Regions from separate parts of the Homo sapiens genome. Here regions 1 and 3 are each linked to region 2. Evidence: chromatin loops called from intact Hi-C (ENCODE). Cell type or tissue: PC-9. All regions are shown on one strand.

Evidence for each region. Hi-C counts contacts between places; a loop is a spot of excess contacts. Peaks named below come from ENCODE experiments on the same cell type or tissue, not always from the same donor. Only the 100,000 strongest peaks of a DNase experiment are listed, where the experiment ranks them.
Region 1: a loop joins it to region 2, with 3 times the contacts of the local background. A loop is called at or near these places in 26 of 110 quality-filtered maps.
Region 3: it touches region 2 in a loop (23-fold over the local background); 12 of 110 quality-filtered maps call a loop at or near these places.

Annotation. Positions count from the first base shown.
Region 1 is chr19:41,638,829-41,646,828 of GRCh38, reverse strand. It overlaps LOC105372405 (a long non-coding RNA gene), which reads left to right. Exons shown (of 3, transcript XR_935972.1): 3 at 4,971-5,508. It also overlaps the pseudogene DNAJC19P3. Among named protein-coding and RNA genes, the nearest start is that of CEACAM4, 16 kb to the right of the region's middle. In PC-9, CTCF peaks have their summits at 89 (motif pointing right), 4,552 and 4,758 (motif pointing left); a DNase peak (open chromatin) is centred at 4,748; H3K27me3 peaks cover 2,081 bases.
Region 2 is chr19:41,703,499-41,711,498 of GRCh38, reverse strand. CEACAM5 (CEA cell adhesion molecule 5) reads right to left here and starts at 2,873. Exons shown (of 10, transcript NM_004363.6): 1 at 2,704-2,873; 2 at 1,460-1,819. The coding sequence starts at 2,767. RefSeq lists silencers at 4,483-4,532, 4,563-4,612, 4,633-4,752. In PC-9, CTCF peaks have their summits at 4,362 and 4,573; a DNase peak (open chromatin) is centred at 4,498; H3K4me3 peaks cover 915 bases.
Region 3 is chr19:41,782,623-41,790,622 of GRCh38, reverse strand. No RefSeq gene overlaps it. Among named protein-coding and RNA genes, the nearest start is that of CEACAM3, 10 kb to the left of the region's middle. In PC-9, CTCF peaks have their summits at 4,625 and 4,838 (motif pointing right); DNase peaks (open chromatin) are centred at 4,852 and 6,792; H3K27ac peaks cover 2,988 bases.

The sequences.
Region 1 (8,000 bases), 65 kb after region 2:
AGCACGAGGTTGAGGAACCGGAAAGCTCGCTGCGCCGCCAGGGGGCGCCATCACAAACCGCGTGGGGTGGGTGGCAGCCTGGCTCAAGCTTTGTTTCTCAGCCAAGCAAAGTTTTGCAATCCGGCCTGAATTTCAGCTACTGTTAGTGGCTAAAGGAAATAATAGCTCCTCTATCCCTAAAATAATTCTCAAAATAAAATCTAATCTTATTTTATGTCTTTTTTTTTTGAAACGGAGCCTTGCTCTGTTGTCCAGGCTGGAGTGCAGAGGTGCCATCTCTGTTCACTGCAACCTCAGTCTCCCATGTTCAAGCGATTCTCCCTCCTCAGCCTCCCAAGTAGCTGGGATTACAGGTACGCGCCTACCACACCCGCTAATTTTTGTATTTTTAGTAGAGGCGAGGTTTCACCATGTTGGCCAGGCTGGTCTCCAACACCTGACCTCAAGTGATCCGCCTGCCTTGGCCTCCCAAAGCACTGGGATTACAGGTGTGAGCCACCACGTCAGACCTAATCTTATATCTTTTTTTTTTTTTTTTTTAAAGGACATATCATATTTATTCATACACATGCTGGAATTATTGGTGCAGACATTTAAATACATTTTCTTTGAGAAAGTCCTTTTTTTTTTTTTTTTTTTTGATGGAGTTTCCCTCTTGTTGCCCAGGCTGGAGTGCAATGGTGCAATCTCAGCTCACAACAACCTCTGCCTCCTGGGTTCAAGCAATTCTCCTGCCTCAGCCTCCCAAGTAGCTGGGATTACAGGCATGCACCACCACGCCCAGCTAATGTTTTTTATTTTTAGTAGAGACGGGGTTTCTCCGTGTTGGTCAGGCTGGTCTTGAACTCCTGATCTCAGGTGATCTGCCCGCCTTGGCCTGCCACAGTGCTGGGATTACAGTCGTGAGCCACCACAGCTGGCCTGGGAAAGTCCATTCTTTTTTTTTTTTTTTTTTTTTTTTAATTTATTTTTTTATTGATAATTCTTGGGTGTTTCTCACAGAGGGGGATTTGGCAGGGTCATGGGACAATAGTGGAGGGAAGGTCAGCAGATAAACAAGTGAACAAAGGTCTCTGGTTTTCCTAGGCAGAGGACCCTGCGGCCTTCCGCAGTGTTTGTGTCCCTGATTACTTGAGATTAGGGATTGGTGATGACTCTTAACGAGCATGCTGCCTTCAAGCATCTGTTTAACAAAGCACATCTTGCACCGCCCTTAATCCATTTAACCCTGAGTGGACACAGCACATGTTTCAGAGAGCACAGGGTTGGGGGTAAGGTCACAGATCAACAGGATCCCAAGGCAGAGGAATTTTTCTTAGTGCAGAACAAAATGAAAAGTCTCCCATGTCTACTTCTTTCTACACAGACACGGCAACCATCCGATTTCTCAATCTTTTCCCCACCTTTCCCGCCTTTCTATTCCACAAAGCCGCCATTGTCATCCTGGCCCGTTCTCAATGAGCTGTTGGGCACACCTCCCAGACGGGGTGGTGGCCGGGCAGAGGGGCTCCTCACTTCCCAGTAGGGGCGGCCGGGCAGAGGCGCCCCTCACCTCCCGGACGGGGCGGCTGGCCGGGCGGGGGGCCGACCCCCCCACCTCCCTCCCGGACGGGGCGGCTGGCCGGGCGGGGGGCCGACCCCCCCACCTCCCTCCCGGACGGGGCGGCTGGCTGGGCGGGGGGCCGACCCCCCCACCTCCCTCCCGGACGGGGCGGCTGGCCGGGCAGAGGGGCTCCTCACTTCCCAGTAGGGGCGGCCGGGCAGAGGCGCCCCTCACCTCCCGGACAGGGCGGCTGGCTGGGCGGGGGGGCTGACCCCCCCCTCATCCTCCCTCCCGGACGGGGCGGCTGGCCGGGCAGAGGGGCTCCTCACTTCCCAGTAGGGGCGGCTGGGCAGAGGCGCCCCTCACCTCCCAGACGGGGCGGCTGGCCGGGCGGAGGGCTGACCCCCCCACCTCCCTCCCGGACGGGGCGGCTGGCCAGGCGGGGGGCTGACCCCCCTACCTCCCTACCGGACGGGGCGGCTGGCCGGGTGGGGGGGGCCCCCCCCCACCTCCCTCCCAGATGGGGTGGCTGCTGGGCGGAGAGGCTCCTCACTTCTCAGACGGGGCAGCTGCCGGGCGGAGGGGCTCCTCACTTCTCAGACGGGGTGGTTGCCAGGCAGAGGGTCTCCTCACTTCTCAGACGGGGCGGCCAGGCAGAGACGCTCCTCACCTCCCAGACGGGGTCTCGGCCGGGCAGAGGCGCTCCTCACATCCCAGATGGGGCGGCGGGGCAGAGGCGCTCCCCACATCTCAGATGATGGGCGGCCGGGCAGAGACGCTCCTCACTTCCTAGATGTGATGGCGGCTGGGAAGAGGCGCTCCTCACTTCCTAGATGGGATGGCGGCCGGGCGGAGACGCTCCTCACTTTCCAGACTGGGCAGCCAGGCAGAGGGGCTCCTCACATCCCAGACGATGGGCAGCCAGGCAGAGACACTCCTCACTTCCCAGACGGGGTGGCAGCCGGGCAGAGGCTGCAATCTCGGCACTTTGGGAGGCCAAGGCAGGCGGCTGCTCCTTGCCCTCGGGCCCCGCGGGGCCCGTCCGCTCCTCCAGCCGCTGCCTCCCGGGCGGCGCTCGCCGGCGCGGCGGCAAAGACTGAGACAGCTCCGCTGCCCGCTGAACTCCATCCTCCCGGCGGTCGGGCGGCGGCGGCTGCGGTCGGTCGCGGCGGCGGCTGCGGTCGGTCGCGGCAGCGGCTGCGGTCGGTCGCGGCAGCGGCTCCGCTTCATATCTGCAGCTGGGGCCCGCGGGCGTCAGCGCCGCGACTGTCCTGGCTCCGCACTGCCCCGGGCCGCAGCGCAGCCGCGCCAACCACCAGCCGCGGCCACCATGGCCAGACGGGCTCCCTAAGCCACCGACCCCAGCCCGCGGCGCCTTCGACCCTTCTGGGGCCTCCGGCGCCGCGACCTCCTCTAATCTTATATCTTAAAATAACCAAGTACATGCTCTATATGGATTTAACAGCAGAGAGGAAAAAAATATGAGAATATATGAGGACATTAGGAAATAAATTACTTATAATAACAGATTACTCTTTCCTTATAACATTACTTATTAATTATAAAAGTACTTATAATAATAGCTGACATGTTAAGAACTCCTATGTCACAAGCATTGTTCTAAGCACTATACACTCATTTTGGCCTCACAGAAATCTAAAGCATTTTTAAAATTTTGACTTTTCATTTATCACGTTTATTTATTTAATCTAATTAAATTAATTAATTAATTAATTAATTATTTTGAGATGGAGTCCTGCTCTGTCGCCCAGGCTGGAGTGCAGTGGCGTGATCTCGGCTCACTGCAAGCTCTGCCTCCCGGGTTCACGTCATTCTCCTGCCTCAGCCTCCCGAGTAGCTGGGACTACAGGCGCCCGCCACCACGCCCGGCTAACTTTTTGTATATTTAGTAGAGATGGGGTTTCACCGTGTTAGCCAGGATGGTCTCGATCTCCTGAACTCGTGATCCGCCCACCTCGGCCTCCCAAAGTGCTGGGATTACAGGCGTGAGCCACCACACCCGGCCTCATTTATCATGTTTATTTTTAAACATTCAAAAATCTTTAAAAATAGGGTTCCAGTTTATCCTTTATCCAGCTTTTTTTTTCAAATAACATCTTCTATAACTAATATAATTGTTCATATCAGGGAACTAGCATTGGTGCAATAACATTAACCAAGGGGATCTACAAATATTCAAATTTTGCTAATCATCCCACTCATGTCCTTTTTCTGCTCCCAAATCCAATCCAAGATCTGACACTGAATAACACTGTCACATCTCCTAGGCCTCCTCCAACCTGGGGGAGTTTCCCACTCTTTCCCTCTCTCAGGACCTTGACACTTTTGAGGAGGTCTGGTCAGTTGTTTTGTAGAATGCCTCTCAATTTGGGTTTGTCTCCTGTTTCCTTGGGATGTTTTAGGTTATGCATTTTGGGTAAGATTAGCACAGAAGTGATGTGTCTTTCTCAGGACATCCCACCTGGAGCCCCAGGATGTCCATATCTCTCATTACCGATGAGGTTCACTTTAAGCGCTTGGTTCAGGTGGTGTTTGCCAGGTTTCTCTACTATAAAGTTACTATTCATCTCATTGTAATTAATAAGTATCTTGTGGACAGATACTTTGGGAACAAACCAGTAGCCTGTTTCTTCTCACCTTACTTCCCCTGACCCCTCCTTCATACTCAATAGTTACAGCATCATCTTACCTTTACCCATTAATTTTTAGAATCTGTGGATGGTTCTTGATTCTGGCCTATAAACAATTATTACTGTGGTGTTAGCCAAATAGTGATTTTTTATTTCCATAATTCCTTCTACATTTATTAATTGGAATTCTGCTATAAGAAAGAGCTATTTCTTCTTCCTTATTTATTTCTTTGTTCAATTATTTATATCAGCATGGACTCATGGATATTTATGGGTTGGAATCCATTGCTATCATTATTATGTTGCTCATGTTGTCCCAAAATTGGTAATTCTAAGCTCCCTGTAATCTTTTGAAACATTCCCATAATTTTTCGAGTGGTTCCTTACTTTCTGGCCTCACAAAAAGCTCCGGGCTTCTCTTGTGCTTTCCTGCCCCAGCCCTGGATCAGCTATTTCTCCAGGGAGCCCTGGTTCCTTTCATGGGAGAATGATGTTGGTAAACCATGGGCACCGACACATCCATTGCCAGTGGGTGCCGATGCTCCTACGCCCTCTAGTGGTCAGAGCTGGGAAATAACACTCACACTAGTGTACTGGTAAACCCCACATTTTACAAATTAGGTAAATGAGGAAAAGTTAGGCAACTTGATCAAAATCACAGAGCACATAGGTAGTGGAACTGGGAAATGAAAACAATGGCAGACGCACCACAAGTCCTAACAAGTGGAAGTAACTCTTTCTTTTCTCTCTCTCTTTCTTTTCTTTTTCATTGACAGAGTCTTGCTCCGTCATCCAAGCTGGAGTGCAGTGGTGCAATCATAGCTCACTGCAACCTCCACCTCCTGACTGAAGCAAATCTTATTCCTAACAGCTTGCAAAGTGGATTTTATCATCATCATTTTAAAAATTATGGAATCGAGGATCAAAGAAGCCAAGTGACTCGTGCAAGATGACACAGTTAAGTGACAGAACCAGTAGTGAGTCCCAGGTCTCTCTGGATATAAAAAGTCCATGGTTATTCCACTGTATCAGTGTTTCCCAAAACTGACTTTAGGTGGAACATAAATAAGCTTTTAAGAAACTTTAATAGTTATATGTTTATTTTAATGCATGTTAGAAACAATTTTAAGCAAATTCACAAAACCTTTAATTTCATGGACAATATTGCAAAGGACGGGGATGTTTTGTTTCAAACTCCTGGCTTCAAGTGATCCCCCCATCTTAGCCTCTCAAGTACCTGGGATTACAATGTAAGCCATTGCACGCTGCTGGGACAAGGGTGTTTTGTAAAGTAAATTTATTTAGAAAAAATGTATGAAGTCAATAATAATAAAGATGGTACAAACTGTAGAAAACATTATAGAGATGGTCTATAAATATCTGAGGCTTGGGAGACATAATACTATAGCACCAGGCAGCTTCATCTTCAGTTATGTCTATAAAATTAAAGTCTCATAGTGCTGCATAAAGGAAAACTAAGAATCTTAGACATGGGTTTTAGCCCCATGTGTGCATTTCTAGGAACCCTCTCCCTGGACATCTCTGTGACCTCCTTGTTGGGAGTAAATCCAACTTTCCCAGCCATTAGAGAACACTAGGAAGACTCTGAATGCACAGAGGGGTTTCTGTGTCATAGAGGAAAAAGCTGGGTTGGGGGACCCTAGGGACTCTCTGCGTGGTGCATAAGAGATCCACACCCAGGACACAGCAGAGGTCAGCGCAGAGGAACGCAGCTCATCCTGTTATGGTACAGCGGTCCAAATAAGAGTTGCTTCTCAAAGCATGTTCTGGGGGAGCCAAAATGTAGACAGAAGTGAAGGAAAAGGCAAAGAAAAAGGAGGCAAGTGTGAGAAGGGAGGGGACAGAGAAGCATCCTGGGCTGAGACCACACCTCAGGCCCACCTGGGAAGTGCCCTGGGAGGAGTTTCAGCACAAACAGCACAGCTGACAGTCAGAGCAGCCATGCTTGGGAGCATTTCTGGAGCCCAAGCTCTTCTCCACAGTGGAGGACAGAGCAGGCAGCAGAGACCCTGGGACCCCCTCAGCCCCTCCCCGCAGAGGATTCATTCCCTGGCAGGGGCTCTTGGTAATAGGTGAGGGGAAGATTCTCTGGGAGTGGGTGGGAGGAGGGAGAATAGAGACTGGCAGTGGTCTCCTGGGGAGGGCAGGGCTCTGAGAGGGATCGAGGGTTTCTGCTGAAGTGGGAATAAGGGAGAGGACACCAGCCTCCATCATAGCTGAGACTACAGACACTTGCTACCATGCTCTGCTAATTTTTTAAAAAATTGTTTTAGAGATGGGGTCTTGCTATGTTGCCCAGGGTGGTCTCCAACTCCTATCCTCTAGCAATCCTCCCTCTATGGCCTCCCAAAGGACTGGCATTACATGCCTGAACTATTGCACCTGGTGCCTTTATTTTTTATAAAATATTACAGCCTGCCTGCTGGCCATTCCTCAGGCTAGCAAGTGCAGCTTCCTGCAGAGACCAATAGCAGGCACTTGAAGGAGGGAGGGTGGAACAGGGTTTGACGCTGAACAGGTTGGCCAAGTAGACATTCAATAGGGTTTAGGAGGAGCTATTAATATTCATGAAGGTTTGACTTACACAAGTTTGATAAGAAAACGTGCATGCTATATGCGTTCCATGTTCACTATGGAGTAATCAGGGTGCCCCATAGGGCAGTCTTCTCTCTGTTATCTGCACAGTAGAGCTTACAAAGCCCTCCATCAAGGCAACAGGACCCCCGTGGAGGACAAAGACTCTGTAGGTTAAACTGTGAACCTGAGACTCAGGACACAACATACCTGTGGTGAGTAAGGGGTCAGAGCTTCCTGGCCAGTCCCAGGCTGAAGATGTCCAAGGGCAACAGGACCTTCACTTTACTCAGTGTCACAGGTAGTGACACAGGACTCTATGAGAGTGGAACCCAGAACCCAGTGAATGCCGACTGCAGCGACCCAGTTAGCCTGAATGTCCCGTGTATCTTCTCTTCTTCTGGGGCTCAGGCTGCCAGCTCAAATCCACATAGCCAGAGCTCAAACCATTCACTTCCCCTTGGGTCCAAGAACACAGACCCCTGCCCTTGGATACCCAGGCTGGCTGTGACTTCCTGCCCCAGGCAAACCCGGAAGGGCACAGCCCTGACCAAAAATAGGTGGAGAGGGACTGCTCCTGTCATGGGAGGCTTGGGGTCCACAGCCTGTAATGGGAGAAACAGGTGAATGTCTCAGACTCAGGCTCAGTGAACACAGCGGAAATTTGGTTGGTACTTTCTCAAACAATGTTGTGACTTGGCTTAGAGGGACACTGTGGCCCTTCCACAGACCAGGAGTTTTCCTTCCCTCTGATAACATGTTCTCACCCTCAAACACAATTATGGTCCATCCTCTGAGGGAAACGATGTTGCCACCACTGTGGAGATGGTGCAACTGAGACAAACAGTGGTATCTGGTGTTGAATGGGACCTTAAGCCAACAATGACAACGTCAGTCCACAGTGTTTAGTATTTATGGACTCAATGCAAGTCACCTGATTTCATTGACTATTCACAACAGCTCAATAAAGTAAATGCATCATCACCACCACTTTAAAAAGGAAAAAGGTGCTTGGGCAATTTGTGACTACTGTGGTCGCTGCTGCATTGCTCTCTGGTAAAGCCAAGTAGGTAGTGGGTGCGGCCTCTGGGCTGGGATGATCCACCCTCCTGGTGGAAGCAGGGGAGCCAGGCTGGAGCCATGGCCTGTGCAGTGGTAGCAGCTGTACCGACTGCTGCTGCAGGATTTGCAAGCTGTTATGTTTGGCAAGC
Region 2 (8,000 bases):
GTCAGAACCTCCCAGGATTCTGCATCCAGGATCCAGTCTCTATAGAGGTTATGGATCATTCCTTCACTCATTCCCCCCTTCATGAGAGAGCTACTGAGCAAGCGTGTGTCTCACTTTGGGCCTCTGTTGGCACAGGGTGTGAGTGGGGAGAGAAAGCGAAGTCCTTTCCTTTATCCTTCCGTGGGAGTGACACTGACACATCGGGAAACACAGGATTTGAGGTCATGTGAGGGGGCTGTGGATCTCAGGGAGAGGCCTGGACAATCCCGGCACTGACCCTGACTGTTGAGGTGATCTAGTTCTAGAGTAAAACTGATTATTTCTCCATTTACTTATCACTCTCCAGACCAGAATCTCCGCTTCTGAGCTGTGGATGCCCAAGACAAAAGAACGCAAGCCCATGACTGGTCTCAGATGCAGATGCCTAACAACAAACAGCCCCACCCACCCCCAGTTGAGGAGAGGAGGGGGCTGTGGCTACAGACAGACCTCATGTGACTTCAATCTGACACCTATGGCCTGTGTGACCCTTGTTAGTGACTGTCTCCCTGTGCCTCAATTTCCTTTCAATAAGTAGGATAAGTGCTATTTGGCTGTGAGGTTGTTTGTGAATTAACCTCAAAATATTTACAATTACTTGATCTCAGCTCTGCACAGAGGAGCTGCTCAAATGAACATCATTTATGTTTATTTGCCTCCAAGAGAGAAGGCCCTGGGCCTGATCCCTGGTGGACAAGGAGCTGCCGGGAGCATCTTCTCTCCTCTGTTCCTCTTCCTGGGGACACTGAGCTTCCCATGGAGTCACCTATGTCCCCAGGGCAATGGACTGACACCCTAATAACCTTGTCTATCTATCCTCCCCACATTGAGTCTCAAGTAAAGGACAAGGCTCTGTCCTTGTCCAAATGAGACTCTGGGGACAGGGAACAAGTGTGGCCAGAAAGTCCGATTCTGCATCCAGAATCCAGCTCCAGGAGCCACAGCCCTTGGACAGCTGCTAAGTCCTTGCTTCCAGTTAGCCTTGCCCAGGAGGCCACAACACAGCCCTGGCACAGGCTCCCCTGAGTCACCTGGAACCAGGAGCCCTGGGGCTGAGCTTCTCTGTGAATATCCCAGGGGTCCCTCAGGCCAGGCTCTGATGCAGTTCTCCAGGGTCTTTCTCAGGGTCAGGTTTACGGGGAGGGCACGGGGTGCTTGGCTGAGACTGACCTCCCCCTGCTAAGTCCCCCACATCAGACTGTCCTTCCTCTGCAGTGAGTGTCTGCAGGGTCTGGATGCCGGAAAGGAATTCTGATCTGTTGAAGTTTGTCTCTTCTGTGTGTATCCTGCACTAAATGCCCAAACCCTAACATGGTGCGTAATGCAGAGGGGGCCACAGGCACAGCCCAGGCCTGATAATCCTGTGTGTGGGAAGTAGAACTGACCCCCAACACCCAGAGGTCATGGGGGAATCACTCACGGTATACCCGGAACTGGCCAGTTGCTTCTTCATTCACAAGATCTGACTTTATGACGTGTAGGGTGTAGAATCCTGTGTCATTCTGGATGATGTTCTGGATCAGCAGGGATGCATTGGGGTATATTATCTCTCGACCACTGTATGCGGGCCCTGGGGTAGCTTGTTGAGTTCCTATTACATATCCTATAATTTGACGGTTGCCATCCACTCTTTCACCTTTGTACCAGCTGTAGCCAAAAAGATGCTGGGGCAGATTGTGGACAAGTAGAAGCACCTCCTTCCCCTCTGCGACATTGAACGGCGTGGATTCAATAGTGAGCTTGGCAGTGGTGGGCGGGTTCCAGAAGGTTAGAAGTGAGGCTAGGAGAGAGCAGAGAGCATCGGTCAATATTGGGACCTATGCATTAGGGTGGAAAAATGGGGTCCTGGGTCCTGAGCAGGTCTCTTCATCCCCCAGCCCTGGAGTGAGTGAGTGTGTGTGTGTGTGTGTGTGTGTGTGTGTCCTACTAGGTCAAGGTCAGCAGTGTGTCTCCTATTTCCTTAGCACCTCTGACCTTGGCATTTCCCTGTGTGGAATCTGCTTTTCCAGGGGTCTTCACGGCTCCCTCCCCATTGCCTTCAGGTCCTGCTCACATCAGGGCATTCTTGGGAGATCCCTTCCCTGACACCTCCTCTAGAGACCCTGGGTCTTCCTTTTCTGACCTTTCCCTGCTCTATTCCCTCCAGGGCTCTTGTCAACACCTGACCTCACATTCTAGATCTCTTTGTATGTCTGTCTTCCTCCCCATGAGAGCATGAGCTTCATGAGGGCAGGGATTTGTGTGATCTTGGTTGCACCCCAGTGCCTGGGACAGGCTGCAGATTCCTGTGGATGAGTTCATGAGGGTTCCCAGGGCCCTCCACAGCCTGGGGCTTATTTTCCAATGTCCGCGGTAGGCGGATGAGGACAGTGTTTCATGCCCTGGTTATGTTTTTATTTAAAGTGTCATCTGATGCAGTTATTATGATTTTTAAAAACGTAGTGGCCAGTGACAATTAACTAGGAAAATAGAACTCTTGAGGTTTTCCTGCCCCTTTCCAATTCCAGTTCAATTTGATTTTTCTGGTGTGACTCCTGTCCCTCTCTGATGTCCTCTTCCCTATTCAGGCTCCAACAGGAGCCCTCTGTCCGTCTCACAGCCCTGTCCTACCCAGGAGACCCCAGCTCCCTCCTCCCACCCTCTCCCAGGTTGTCCTCCCTTCACCTGTGAGCAGGAGCCTCTGCCAGGGGATGCACCATCTGTGGGGAGGGGCCGAGGGAGACTCCATGGTCTCTGCTGTCTGCTCTGTCCTCCTCTGTGGAGAAGAGCTTGAGTTCCAGGAACGTTTTGTCAAGGCTGCTGTGACTGTCTGGTCTGCTGTCCTTCCTCCCTCTGCCCTGAGTCTCTTCCTAGGGCAGGAGTACTTCTCAGCATCACGTGGGTCATGGGTGTGGTCTTTATTCAGGTGTCCTCTGTCCCCTCCCCTCTCATTTCTGCCTCTTTTGTCCCTCCTCTTTTTTCCCTTCTATTTTCAGTTCCTCAGACAAATCTTTTCGGCAAGGTGGATGGACCCCCATCCCCTGGGAGGACAACCTGTCTTCCCCAGTGCTGACCTCTGCTGTGTTCTGTCCTTGGGTCTGTCACACCAGGGGGATTATTTTCCTTTGTGACAGAGAAACCCAGCAGGGTCCCGGGTCTCCCCATGCTCTCCAGGGCTCTGGGAAGGTGGGATGATGCCCAACAGGAAGGTGACAGAGGTGGCTCTGGGGGCTAGAAAAAGGCTCACTGGGTGGTGGCTGGGGAGGGACCAGCCCTCTGTCTCCAGTACCACCAACCCCGCCACTGACCCAGGGATGGAGACCCAGGCCCAGAGGTCTCAGGAGTCCCCAGATCCTGCATGTGGAGGGGGAGGTGTCTTGTGTGTCCTGGAAAGAGAGGACTGTGGTGGAGGGAGGTGGGTGACTCTGGGCTCTGCTGTCCTTGGGGAAGGCTCCAGGGGGACCCTCCCTCTCCGTGTCTGTTGGCTGAGCTGCGGCTCAGGGCCTGTCCATGTTCTCCCTGACAGTCCTGGGTGGTCTCTGTCCTCTGCGAGGCTGACTGTCCTGTGATCACCCCACCTTCCCCATGGTGGTACCAGGAGGGAGTCTGGAGTTGCACAGGGACCCCTGGCAGAACAGGGTCCTCATAGGACCCAGAAAGGAACAGAGCAGGTATGTGGGAGAGATCAGAAGGGTCTGTTGGAGCAAGGGATGGAAACCAGGCTCCACCTCCACTTCCTTAGCAAAGCCAGGTTCCTGTCCAGGGGAATCCGTTTCCTGAGTGATGTCTGTGTGCAATGTCACCCCCTGGAGGGCAAGAGGAGACCTCCGGCCTTGTCTGGAACTGCCCTAGGGATGCTGACCAGGGTCGACGTGGTGTGAGCTGACCCTGAACTCTGGATTAGGCTGCAGGGTCAGGCCGGAGGATCTATTCCCTGCAGGCCTCTGTCCTCCCTTCTGAAGCTCTGGGGGTTGAGGCCTCATTCCTGGGGCAGCCGCGGGCACTTGCTGGCCTCCTCCCATGCTGGTGCCAGTGCCCCTGTGTCCACATGGAACAGACTCTGACTGCTGGGGGCCACACGGAGGTGATATGCTTCTTTTTAGAGATCTCCCACACATTTAACCAGTATTTATGGAGCATCTGTTCCGTGTCAGGCACTGGGCTGGGCCCTGGGATTCCACAGAGAGCAGGACAGACGTGGTCCCTGTCACAGAGTTTTCCTGTAACCGGGAGACAGGCGCTCAGTGAACTTCATGGGACTGAGGAGTTAATGGTAATGACAGGGCTGTGAGGTGACAGCATAGGGGGCGTCGGAGCCTGTGAGAGACTGAGCTGTCCTGGAGATCACAGGGAGCTGCCCTGGGAGACGCCCTTTCAGCTGAGCCCGGGGAAGGAGGGGGTGTAGGGGACAGGAGCTGCCTGCAGAGGGCAGCCGACAGGCCTCAAGTGGGCGGCCGACAAGCCTCAGGTGGGCGGCCGATAGGCTGCAGGGAGGAGCTGACAGAGTCCGTGTGAGGAGCTCGGAGGGCGAGGAGGACGTGGGCCGAGGTGACCCGGGTGAGGGTGGACCCTGCTGGGCTGTGGGCCCGGCTGAGGGAGGTCAGCAGCCCCTGGGGAGGCTCCAGGGTGGGAGGAACTCTGCCGCCCTCTGGTGGACAGGAGGGAAGTGGGGACAGCAGCGGCCCCAGACCAGGCTGTTTTACTCAACACTGATCTCTAGACATTGAACACGGGTCATGCACATGTTATGCCAAAGTGCTACCAGGTTTCAGCTCGGTGAGCCCCAGTCTCTGTGGCTACAAGTGTACTGTCCTCCCTCTTTCACAATCAGATGTCCCCAAATGCAGATTTTTGTCACCTTTTGTGACTTTGCTTTTGTCGGCAGGAGGCTGCGCTGTGCATGCTCCCAGGGGCAGTGATGTCTGGGGCTAAGCGTGTGCGGGGATCTGGGAGTAGAAGATTGTATTAGTCTGTCCTCGCATTGCTATAAAGAAATACCTGAGACTGGGTAATTTATAAAGAAAAGAGGTTTAATTCGCTCATCATTCTGCAGTTGTACAGGAAGCATAGTGGCTTCTGCTCCTGGGGAGGCCTCAGAAAACTTACAATCATTCTGGACGGTGAAGGGGAAACAGGAACGTCTTACATGGCAGAGCATGAGTAAGAGAGAGAGAGAGAGAGGGGAGAGGTGCTACACACTTTTAAACAACCAGATCATGTGAGATCTCTATCACAGAAACAGCATCAAAGCAGAAAATCCACCCGCATTATCCAATCACTTCTCACAAGGCCCCACCTCCAACATTGGGGTTTACAATTTGACATGAGATTTGGGCGGGGACATAGATCCAAATCATATTTGAGAGAGAGGGGCATGAGGAGAAGGTGAATGTTGGGGTAGCAGAGAGGAGCAGGGACAAGTCAACCTCACTTCTCACTCCCTGGGGACCAGAACAGGAGAGCCCGACTCTGGGGGCACAGCACCACACACTCTGTGTGTCCGTGCATCAGGGGAGGTGGGAGCTGCTTCTCTGTTCATGGGACCTGGCCTCACCTGCTGAGATGTCTTCACACTTAGTCCCATCCTGGGCTGCAGCCCCACAGAGCCTGTGTCCTCCTCTCCTCTCCTGCCCATTCCTGGATTTTTCTTCCTGAACCATCTTCTCCCATCTGTGGCTTCACCTGCTCCCGTTTCAGGCAGCTGCCCCTGGATCATTGCCCTGTCACCATCTCTGGGCTCACTGGCCTCTGCCATTTGTTCTGAGACTTGAGCCCTGAGCCCTGAGCCCTGTGAGGGAGGAAGAGTGAAGTGGGGTGGGCGCTGTCCAAGGTGCTGCCCTCTCTGGACAGCTTGAGTGAGGGACCCTGATGTGTCACCTGGGAGGAGGCTCCGGGAGGGAGCTGTGTCAGGGATGCCTGGATCAGGGGGATGGGGCACCTACACCAGGGTGAGCTGGACCTGTGGACTGCAGGAACCCTGCTCTGTGTCATCCATCAGCTCCTCGAGCCCCGTCTTCCTCTCTGTACCTGATTCTCTGGTGTGATCCCTGAGCCCGCGCTAGAGTCCTCCTCACAATGCCTAATGGTCAGATCTATGTGTGGAGACCTAACGGTGGGGGGGTGGGGAGGTCTCGTGTGCTCACACAGAGTGCCCTGGGGACAGGCTTTATGACCTCCCTTGTCCCAATCCCACAACAAGATCTGGACAGTGGGCCGGGTCAGATAAAGTCAGAATCCACGAGAAGGGTGTGTGTCCTGGCAGTGCTGAGGTTTGTGCCCCCAGCTTTACTCTCAGTCTGTTTGCAGATACATTTATGTTGTGCACCTGCAGTTGGCTGGGAAGCCTCATGTCCTTAAATCCTTAGTTATTCCTGTGCAGGTCATGAGGGGCCTGTACCTGGGTACAATGAGGACTATCTGATTAGGGTGGGTGTATTTTACATGGTGGGCTTTCCCTCTCCCAGTGTTTCTTGGATGTAGTCAAATACATAAGATAAAATATGCCACATTAATCATGTTAAGTGTACAATTAAATGCCGTTAATTATATTCACAATATTCTACATCCTCACCACTATATTTTTTTTTCCAGAACATTTTCATCATCTCACATAGAAACTTCATACTATTAATCATTAACTCTCCACCTTCCCCTGCCCCTAGCCCTTGGTAGCCACTGATGCTATCTTTCTCTTTTTTTTTGAGACAGAGTCTCATTCTGTCACCCAGGCTGGAGTGCAGTGGTGTGATCTCGGCTCACTGCAACCTCTGCCTCCCGGGTTCAAGCAATTCTCCTGCCTCGGCCTCCCAGAGGCACCTAGGTGACCTAACTCTTAAGAGCCTGGGGCCGGCAGGTGGGTGTCCTAGGCATAAATGGTGCCCACTGGACTGGAGGAAGGTGAGAAGCCATGGGTATTCCATGTCTTCTCCCAGCTTCCCAGCTCCTGGGTTGGTGCTGTCCTGCAGTAGGCAGTGGGTAGATGGGCATGGCTGCACGTTAGGCTGGGAAACATGTCGTCCTCTCAGACATTGTCACTGCAGAAGGAGGATTCTGTTCACAGGCCTGGTATGGGCATATGGGAGAGACCACCCTGTTCTCATCAGGGGCTTAGACACTGGTGTTCCCACTCCTGGTGCTGCCTCCTGCTTTCCCTGCCCTGGCCCTCAAGGAAGAGCGGCTCCTGGTCAAAGCTCCATCTCTCTCTCTGAGGCTTCAGCATGGTCTCATTGGTGCAGGGGTCTGGGTAAACCTCAGAGAGAGAGGCTCTGAAGAGCGGGGCACCTGCTGGGGATGCAGAAGGGTCCCCACTATGCTTAAGGGGAGTAATCCTGAGGGTCCCAAGGCTCCTCACCACTACCAGGTGCCAAGAAACTCCCAGCAAATTGGGGCTGCCTTGTGGCGAAGCACCTCCAAGCCTCGCTGCCTGCCATGTGCAGTGATTGGTGGATCCCAGTTAGGGGCATCTTGGCAGGTGGTCACAGATTCAGGGCTGGACTTGGTGCTCACAGTCCATATGTGTTGTAGACCCCAGGCAGGGTTCTGTGGCATGGTTTTGGATGTTCACAGGTATCTGCCCTGGAGAAGTGGGCAGTAATTTGACTTCCAGAAGTTCTTGACATCTGCAGATCCGGGCGACAGCCAAGTGTTCAAGGTTCCAGTGACCACTGGTGTGAGGGCACAAGGTAAGCATCAGGCCACCAGTGAGGCTCACCACCCTCCAGGCTGGTGCCCCTGGGAACAGGAGCGACATTCTAGGAACACAGCTTTATCGAGCAAGGTTAAGCTCCCTAGCCCCCTATTTTGACCAGGGAAGCTCAGGCCTCTGCTCTTCGTGGGGCTGGTTGCAGGCAGCTGACTTTGGGGAGGGGGCCCAGGAGCTGCCTTTAGTTTTGCATTTAAGATTTAAAGGGAGAAAAGACAATACATTCTGCCAGGGAACAAAAATTACAGGCAGCATATTGACTGAAGGGCACTCCTGTCAT
Region 3 (8,000 bases), 79 kb before region 2:
TTTTGATGCACGTGTGGCCTGTTTTGCCACATTTTCTCCCCCCAGTTTTCCCTTCACAGACAGTCTTATTTACCTGGATTCAGGCTGCTAGAGACCATGGACATCAGCGTTAGTGGCAGCAACAGAAGGAGGGAAGAGATTAGAATTTATTTATCTATTTTTATTTTATTTTATTTTTTTGAGATGGAGACTCACTCTGTCACCCAGGCTGGAGCGCAGTGGCGTGATCTCGGCTCACTGCAACCTCCGCCTCCTGGGTTCAAGTGATTCTCCTGCCTCAGCCTCCTGAGTAGCTGGGATTACAGGTGCACGCCACCACGCCCGGCTAATGTTTGTATTTTTAGTAGAGATGGGATTTCACCACTTTGGTCAGGCTGGTGTCGAACTCCTGACCTCATAATCTGCCCACCTCAGCCTCCCAAAGTGCTGGGATTACAGGCGTGAACCACCACACCTGGCTGAGATTAGAACTTTAATTGTGACTGTTGGTGCAGCTGTACGTCGCTTGGAGATTGTATGGAAGGTTCCCAGTCGGAGGCTCCTGATCTCTGGGGATGGCTGAGGCCAGTGTACATGACCTGCCAGTCTGTGCTTTAGTCCCACAACACTGTTTTCATGTGAGGGCAAAAGCAGTGAACTGATGCTGTCTTGCTGTTAGGTAACGGATTAGACTTATACCTTTCTTTCTTTCTTTCTTTCTTTCTTTCTTTCTTTCTTTCTTTCTTTCTTTCTTTCTTTTCTTTCTTTCTTTCTTTCTTTCTTTCTTTCTTCTTTCTTTCTTTTTCTTTTCCTTCCTTCCTTCCTTCCTTCCTTCCTTTCTTCCTTCCTTCCTTCTTTCTTTCTCTCTCTCTCTTTCTTTCTTTCTCTTTTTTTTTTCAAGACAGAGTCTTGCTCTGTTGCCTAAGCTGGAGTGCCATGGTGCCATCTCAGCTCACTGCAACCTCCGCCTCCTGGGTTCAAGCAATTCTCCTGCCTCAGCCTCCCGAGTAGCTGAGATTACAGGCACACGCCCCCACACCTGGCTAATTTTTGTATTTTTAGTAGACACGGAGTTTCACCACATTGGCCAGGCTGCTCTTGAACTCCTGACCTCGTGATCCGCCCACCTCGGCCTCCCAAAGTGCTGGGTACAGGCATGAGCCACTGCGCCCAGTCCCACCTTATACCTTTCAATGACCCTTTCTAGCTGAGTATTTGGCAGGAAAGTGGATGCTATGTATTGGTAGAAGAGATGTTGAAAAGGTCTGCTTCCCCTCTGTGCTCCTGCTCCCATCCTTGGCAAAATATTGGCAATAGTAGCGTTGTTGCCTGGAAAGTTGCCTTGTTCCGGCTCTGTTCGCAATTCCTTTCCATTGTCTGGCTTAGTTGTTCTGGTCTAAAGGGGAGGGAACTGGGTTGGGGGAAGAGACCCCCCAGAGCTGCAGGTCCCAGAGGGTTTGAGAAACAGGAGCCACAGGAGGGAAGGAGCCCTGAAGTGTGTTTGCCCAGCTGCTGGGGCGCCTGGCTCCAGCCCTTGTTTGGAAATGGCCCCGGGCAAAAGAAGAAAGGTAATAATACTTGAAGTAAACATTAGGGGCATAGAATATCAGCACTCACTAAACTTGACATTTATTTGAGACTTTAGGCAATGTGCTCAAAGGGAGAGGAGAGGCTGGGCTTGAATGCTGGGTGATATTCATGGGGGCTGAAGGGAAGGCCAACAAGGGAGCCCTCCCTGGAAGCCTCCAGGCAGGAGTGAGAGCAGGGGGTGTGACTTTGTTTCCCTGAGAAAAGGGAAGAGGCAAGGCATGAGTCAAAGCCCTTTGATTTTTGTTTGACTGTTCTTCTCTGTCTGCATTTTCAACTTATCCCAGCCTGTTGACTGACACACGAGTTGATTGTGGACTTTGCTACTGCAGGGTTTATAAAGCACTGCAGGGACCAGGGACTGTGCTAGGCAGTGGAGTCTCTGTCTAAGTTGAAGGCTTGAGCAGAGTCTAAGCTTGTTCTGATGCAAATTACTGATGTGGCTTTTTTTCTGGAAAATTCTAAAAATGGTCTCTGCCTTCAGGAAGCTCAAGTCTAACCAGGGAGATGACATCCACTTCATAAAACCTAGAGATATGAGTGCAGTCATCTCTCAAAGTGGCAGGAGTGGAGGGGGACTGAGAGGGACTTGGTTGGGTGGAACTTGAGCTGGAGGTGGAGGAGGATTTGGGTTGGTGGAGGGCAGAGAGGAGGGCCGTGCAGAGCAGGGGCGTGTTGTAGGAGAGGTGCTCCCTGGAGCTCATTGGATGGGGATCTTAGAGGACAGGAGCTTTTATGTTCATTTTTGTATTGCCTGAACTCACACAGGGCCTGGCACTTTGGGAGTATTCTATAAATGACTGCTGAATGGAATGATGGTTTGTAACCTATTAACTTGTCCTGATGTGTTAGAAAGTGGGCAAAAGTGAAGCCCATTAGCAGAAAGAAAATCTTACTGAAAAATGGTCCCATGTATGCATAGAGCCTGGTGCGGCCACTTTACTTACTTATGCTGCTGAGTTCTGCATCAGTCCACACCGAGGCCACCGCAGGGGCCGGGAGCTCCTCCTCAGACCTTCCTCCAGGTGCCTCAGTCTCTTTATCCCTCTGTTCTCCCAGGTCCCGCTACCTGTCAGTTCACTCCATCTGGTTTCCCCTCCATGCACTTGGGGTGGGTGTCGCATCCTGTGTCTCATCGGGGGGTCTTCAGGTCCCTCAGGTCCATTGATTAAAACACCCCCAAGACAAATGGACTTTCCTCTTGTTAACATGATAACTTCTTACAATGCATCTCGAGAACATTATCTGTGTCAAGAGTCTGTCTGATGCACAGAGGCCCTCCCTCCCCCAGGAAGGAGGTCAGGGGAAGTTAGGAGAAAACACCACCCTGCCTGGGTTACTTATTTCCCTATTCTACAGTGTATTTGGTAGACGTTCAAAAATATTTGTTGACTTTGTCCATGATCCACATGGCTCTCATATAGTCATTTATTCACACATACATTCAGTGAGACTTTGAGCCCCTAGTGTGTGCCTGGTATTCGCTAGATGGTGGATGCTGAGATCAGGTGTGCTGCTGTCTCTGAGAAGTTCTCACTATACAGTGGCACCTAGGGTGACCGAATCCACCTGCCCCACTTTACAGACATGGAAATTAAAGTGCAGGGAAGTTATAAGATTAGTTCAATGTCACAAAGTCACTAGCCTCAAAGTTACGGGAATAAATCAAGTTTCCTGACTTTGTGGATTTTCTGTTAGTGTGCAGCCACCTGGCTGCTGCAGGTGCAGACATGTGAGCTCCGATAGGAGAGAGGACGCTCAGAGTGAAATGGGAGCCCTGAGCACCCTGGATTAGCCAGGAGGACATGTCGGGTTCAGCTGTGACCACACAAAGGACCATCGGGGACATTTGCATTCTCTTTTTCACTTTGAGCTTGAAATGACGAAATCTCAGCTCAGAAATGATCCCATGTATGCGTGGAACCTGGTGAGAAAACCAAGAGTGGGAGATTTTTCACAAGGCATTGGTGAGATGGGTCAAAGAAACCTGTGCTGATGTCTGTCACGGTGTTTCTCACTGAATGGTAATGGTCTGGCTTTGAGTGGGTTCCTTCCATAACCTGGAGCTCTGTGAGGCAGGGACCGGGTGTGATTCACCTTTGTCTCTCCAGTGACAGTACACAGCAGGCTCCGACAAATATTTCTTACAAAATAAAACTGAATAAAAAGTAGACACCTGCACAGGTGTAGGATGACTGAGCAGCAGCAGAAGCAGGAAAAGTCAGCGTCCCCAGATCAGCTGATACGGGGTTCAGCTTCTACATAGGGGTGAGGTGCCAGGACGGTGACGGGGGTCCTGTGGCTCTGCTGCTCTGGGGAACACCCCTAGGATTTGGAGCATCTGCTATGGTTGCTGCACTTCACTCGTCCGTGGGAAAGGGACCGGAAGGTGTGGGACTTCACGTGACCCAACGTGGGAAACCACCAAGGGAATTTGGGATGGGTGGCACATGTTTTTTTTTTTATTTTACCCAATATTTGAAGGTGGGTTGTACAAAGAAGTATTAGACTTATTTCAGCCTATGGAGGACACAGGACAAGGATTGGTGAGTGCGAATCACACACATTTTGGCTCAGGATGTGAAAGAACTGTCACAGTAAAGTAAGTTTCCTTGGGGAATTACCAGTTTACTGGCGGAATTCAGGCTGAGGCTGATGTTGAAAATACCCATTACAGTGGCCTGGCGCGGTGGCTCACGCCTGTAATCCCAGCATTTTGGAAGGCTGAGGCCGGCGGATCACTTGAGGTCAGGAGTTCAAGACCAGCCTGGCCAACATGGTGAAACCCTGTCTCTACTAAAATTACAAAAATTAGCCGTGCATGGTGGAATGCGCCTGTAATCCAAGCTACTTGGGTGGCTGAGGCAGGAGAATCGCTTAAACCCAGGAGGCGGAAGTTGCAGTGAGTGGAGATCGCGCCAAGATCGCGCCACCGCACTCCAGCCTGGGCGACAGAACGAGACTCCGTCTCCAGAAAAAAAAAAAAAAAAGAAAAGAAAAGAAAGGAAATACCCATTACAATGATTTTTAAGGTTACAAGGGCAGAACTTGGCTTGGAACTGTTTCTCACTGATCACATATTGTTATAAAAACTGTTTTTTGCAATGGGTCGTTGCTCTGTGATGCAGGCTGAGCTCTCTCTGACAGTTACTTCCAGTCTTTGTGGGCGGTTATGGTTCTCTTACCTCATCTGTGACTTGGACTTCACTTCCTACACCCTGCCCGCTCCAGCCCCATCCCCTCCACGACTGGCGAGACCGCTAAGAGTTAAGTGCATTTACTGATGATGGTCACAAGGTGGCAGCACTGCCTTTCGGGTGTTTTCTAAATCCTCTACCTGGATGTGGGCGAGTCTAAGACGCTGTTTTAAGAAAAGGTCACAAATGAGACGAAGGTAAATGTTATTTTCCTTCTTTCTCCTGTAAGGTGACGGAGTTCAGATGACTGTGAAATCATTGCATTTTAGAACTGGAAGACACTTCAGAAAACTGCTTCACAATCTTTAATGTGCTCACAGATCCCCCAAAGATCTTGTTTAAATACAGATTCTGATCCTTCTGATGGGGTCTGAGATTCTGCATTTCTAAGGAGCTTTTGGACATGTCGTTGCTTTTGGTTGGTGGGCCACACTTTGAGTAGCAAGGGTTGAGGGTCATTTAGACATTAATTCTCATTGCACCTGATTATAGATGAAGAGAGACTGAACTGCAGAGAAAGAATATAACTTGCTTCACCCTGCCATGCCCTTACTGCATGACTTTTTGTATTTAAACCCACAGCTTTAGCCTCTCCGACTAGTTCTTGCTCCATGCATCACGTAGTCCTGTCACTGTTGTTGGCGGCTTCTCTCTAGCTTAGGAATCCAGACTCCCCTTTTCACCACCTTCTTTGGTCTTGGCTCAAGGTTTCACTTTGGCTGGTTCTGCCCTCTCAAAACCTTCAGTGGCTTTTCTGTAATCAGATCAAATTTGAACGTCTGTCTAGTGTTCATTTCCCTGCAACATATTATCCCTGTTTAGCAAGCTTACCTAACTTCCCTGTTTTAAAATGGTTTCTTTCTGCTTCAGCTCTCCCTGCTCCTTCCTGTTCCCTACACATACCCTGTTCAGGTCTCTCGGTGGTAGTGGTGGTGGCATGGGTTCCGGTGTTAGACTCACTGAGGTTCTAATCCCACATCCACCAACAACCTTGGCAAGTTACTTCCCCTTTCTGAGGATCAGTATCCTCCTTGTGAAATATCCCCATATCGTGTGTGAGAAGAGTAAATAAAATAACATCTGCAAACCCACTCTTACTCCTGGGACCTTCTTCAAAACTAGCATCTCCGGTGGGGCCTGTGTGTGTCTTTGTGCATCCAGAGTGGTGCAAAGTGTGCATCTTTGCGTGCGTTGTGTATTTCTATCACATGATTCATAATTTCCTTCCCATCAGTGGCAATTAGGAGCTCATCTCAGGCTTAGGATAGTAAAATTATATGGCATGTGTTTTCACTACAATAAAGGTCCCTCTGAGGTCTGAGGAGGAAATTGGCCAGGAGGGCTGGATGCTTTACTTAGGTTCCCTTGGCTTCTGTTTCTCTTTGTGTCTGCTTTCCTAAGCCTGAGTCTTTCAGGGTCTAACCCAAATCCTTCCTGTTTTGTGAAATGTTCAACCGTTTTTGACCCAGTTGATGCCACCCTTCTGTAACTTATTTCATCCATGTATTGGCATTTAATTATGTGCCAGCCCTCCCAGTGAGACCCCCATAGAGAGGCTGGAAGGGTGTTGGCTGTGTGAGAATTGAGAATTGAAGGTTGAGTGAGTTCTTTTCTTACTACTCCCTGAGTGTTGGAGCTGCCTTCTATCTTTTTTTTTTTTTTTTTTTTGAGACAGGATCTCACTCTATTGCCCAGGCTGGAATGCAGTGGCATGATCTTGGCTCACTGCAAACTCCGCCTCCCAGGTTCAAGTGATTCTCCTGCCTCAGCCTCCCAAGTAGCTGGGATTACAGGCACCTGCCAACACGCCTGGCTAATTTTTGTATTTTTAGTAGAGATGGGGTTTCACCATGTTGACCAGGCTGGTCTTGAACTCCTGACCTCAGATGTTCTGCCGGCCTCAGCCTCCCAAAGTGCTGGGATTATAGGCGTGAGCCACTGCACTTGACCCTGCCTTCTCTTTTTTTCGAGCTATTGCCAGCAGCAGTTCCTCCTGTACCAGCAGCACCAGACCATGGCAGGCATGTGAATACCTTAGGGATTGCTCTTCTCAGGGTCCTTCCTGCCTCTGGGTTTTGGTTACAGTGGCATTTTTTTGCATGTTATCAGATGGCCCCTCTAAGGAGGGGACTGATGATATCTCTTTATAAAAACCTCAAGATAATAACTCTAACGAAGTTGAGCACAGTGTCCTCTTGCTTAAACAGCCGGGTGACAGGAGATGTGTACACTTTCCTATTTTGTGAAATTTATAACAGTCTTTATTCTCTTACTTCAAAAGAAATTAAGGACAAAAGACCAAGTGGGGAGAACAGGGTTGTTTAGGGGAGGTCATGTATCTCTGATGTGGATTTTGTGAATTTTTCATTCAGTTATACCCGGAAGTGTGCATCTTGGCATATGTGGTCATATATTTCCATGACATAATTCATAATTCCCTTCCCGTCAGTGGCAATCAGGAGCTCACGTCAGGCTTGTGATAGTAAAATTATATGGTGTGGGCCAGGCGCCATGGCTCACGCCTGTAATCCCAGCACTTAGGGAGGCCGAGGCACGCGGATCACGAGGTCGGGAGATCGAGACCACCCTGGCTAACACGGTGAAACCCCGTCTCTACTAAAAATACAAAAAATTGGCCAGGCGTGGTGGTGGGAGCCTGTAGTCCCAGCTACTCAGGAGGCTGAGGCAGGAGAATGGTGTGAACCCGGTAGGCAGAGCTTGCAGTGAGCCAAGATCGCACCACTGCACTCCAGCCTGGGCGACACGGCGAGACTCCGTCTTAAAAAAAAAAAAAAATTATATGGTGTGTGCTTTCACTACAATACAGGTTTCTCTGAGATCTGGAGAGAAAATAGTCCAGAAGGGCTGGACACTTTACTTGGTGTCCTGCGTCTCTCTCTCTTTTTTCTTTTTTTTTTTTTTGAGACAGGGTCTTTCTCTGTCACCCAGGCTGGAGCACAGTGGTGCAGTCTTGGCTCACTGCAGCCTCAACCTCCTGGGTTTGAGTGATCCTCCCACCCCAACCTCCCAAGTAAGTAACTGGGACTACAGCCATGTACTACCATGCTTGGCCAATTTTTTTTTTTTTTTGGGTAAAGATGGGGTTTCACCATGTTGCCCAGGCTGGTCTTGAACGTCTGAGCTCAAGTTATTTGCCTGCCTTGACCTCCCAAAGTGCTGGGATTACAGGCATGAGCCACCGCACCTGGTCCTGCCTTCTCTTTTTATTGGGTAGCA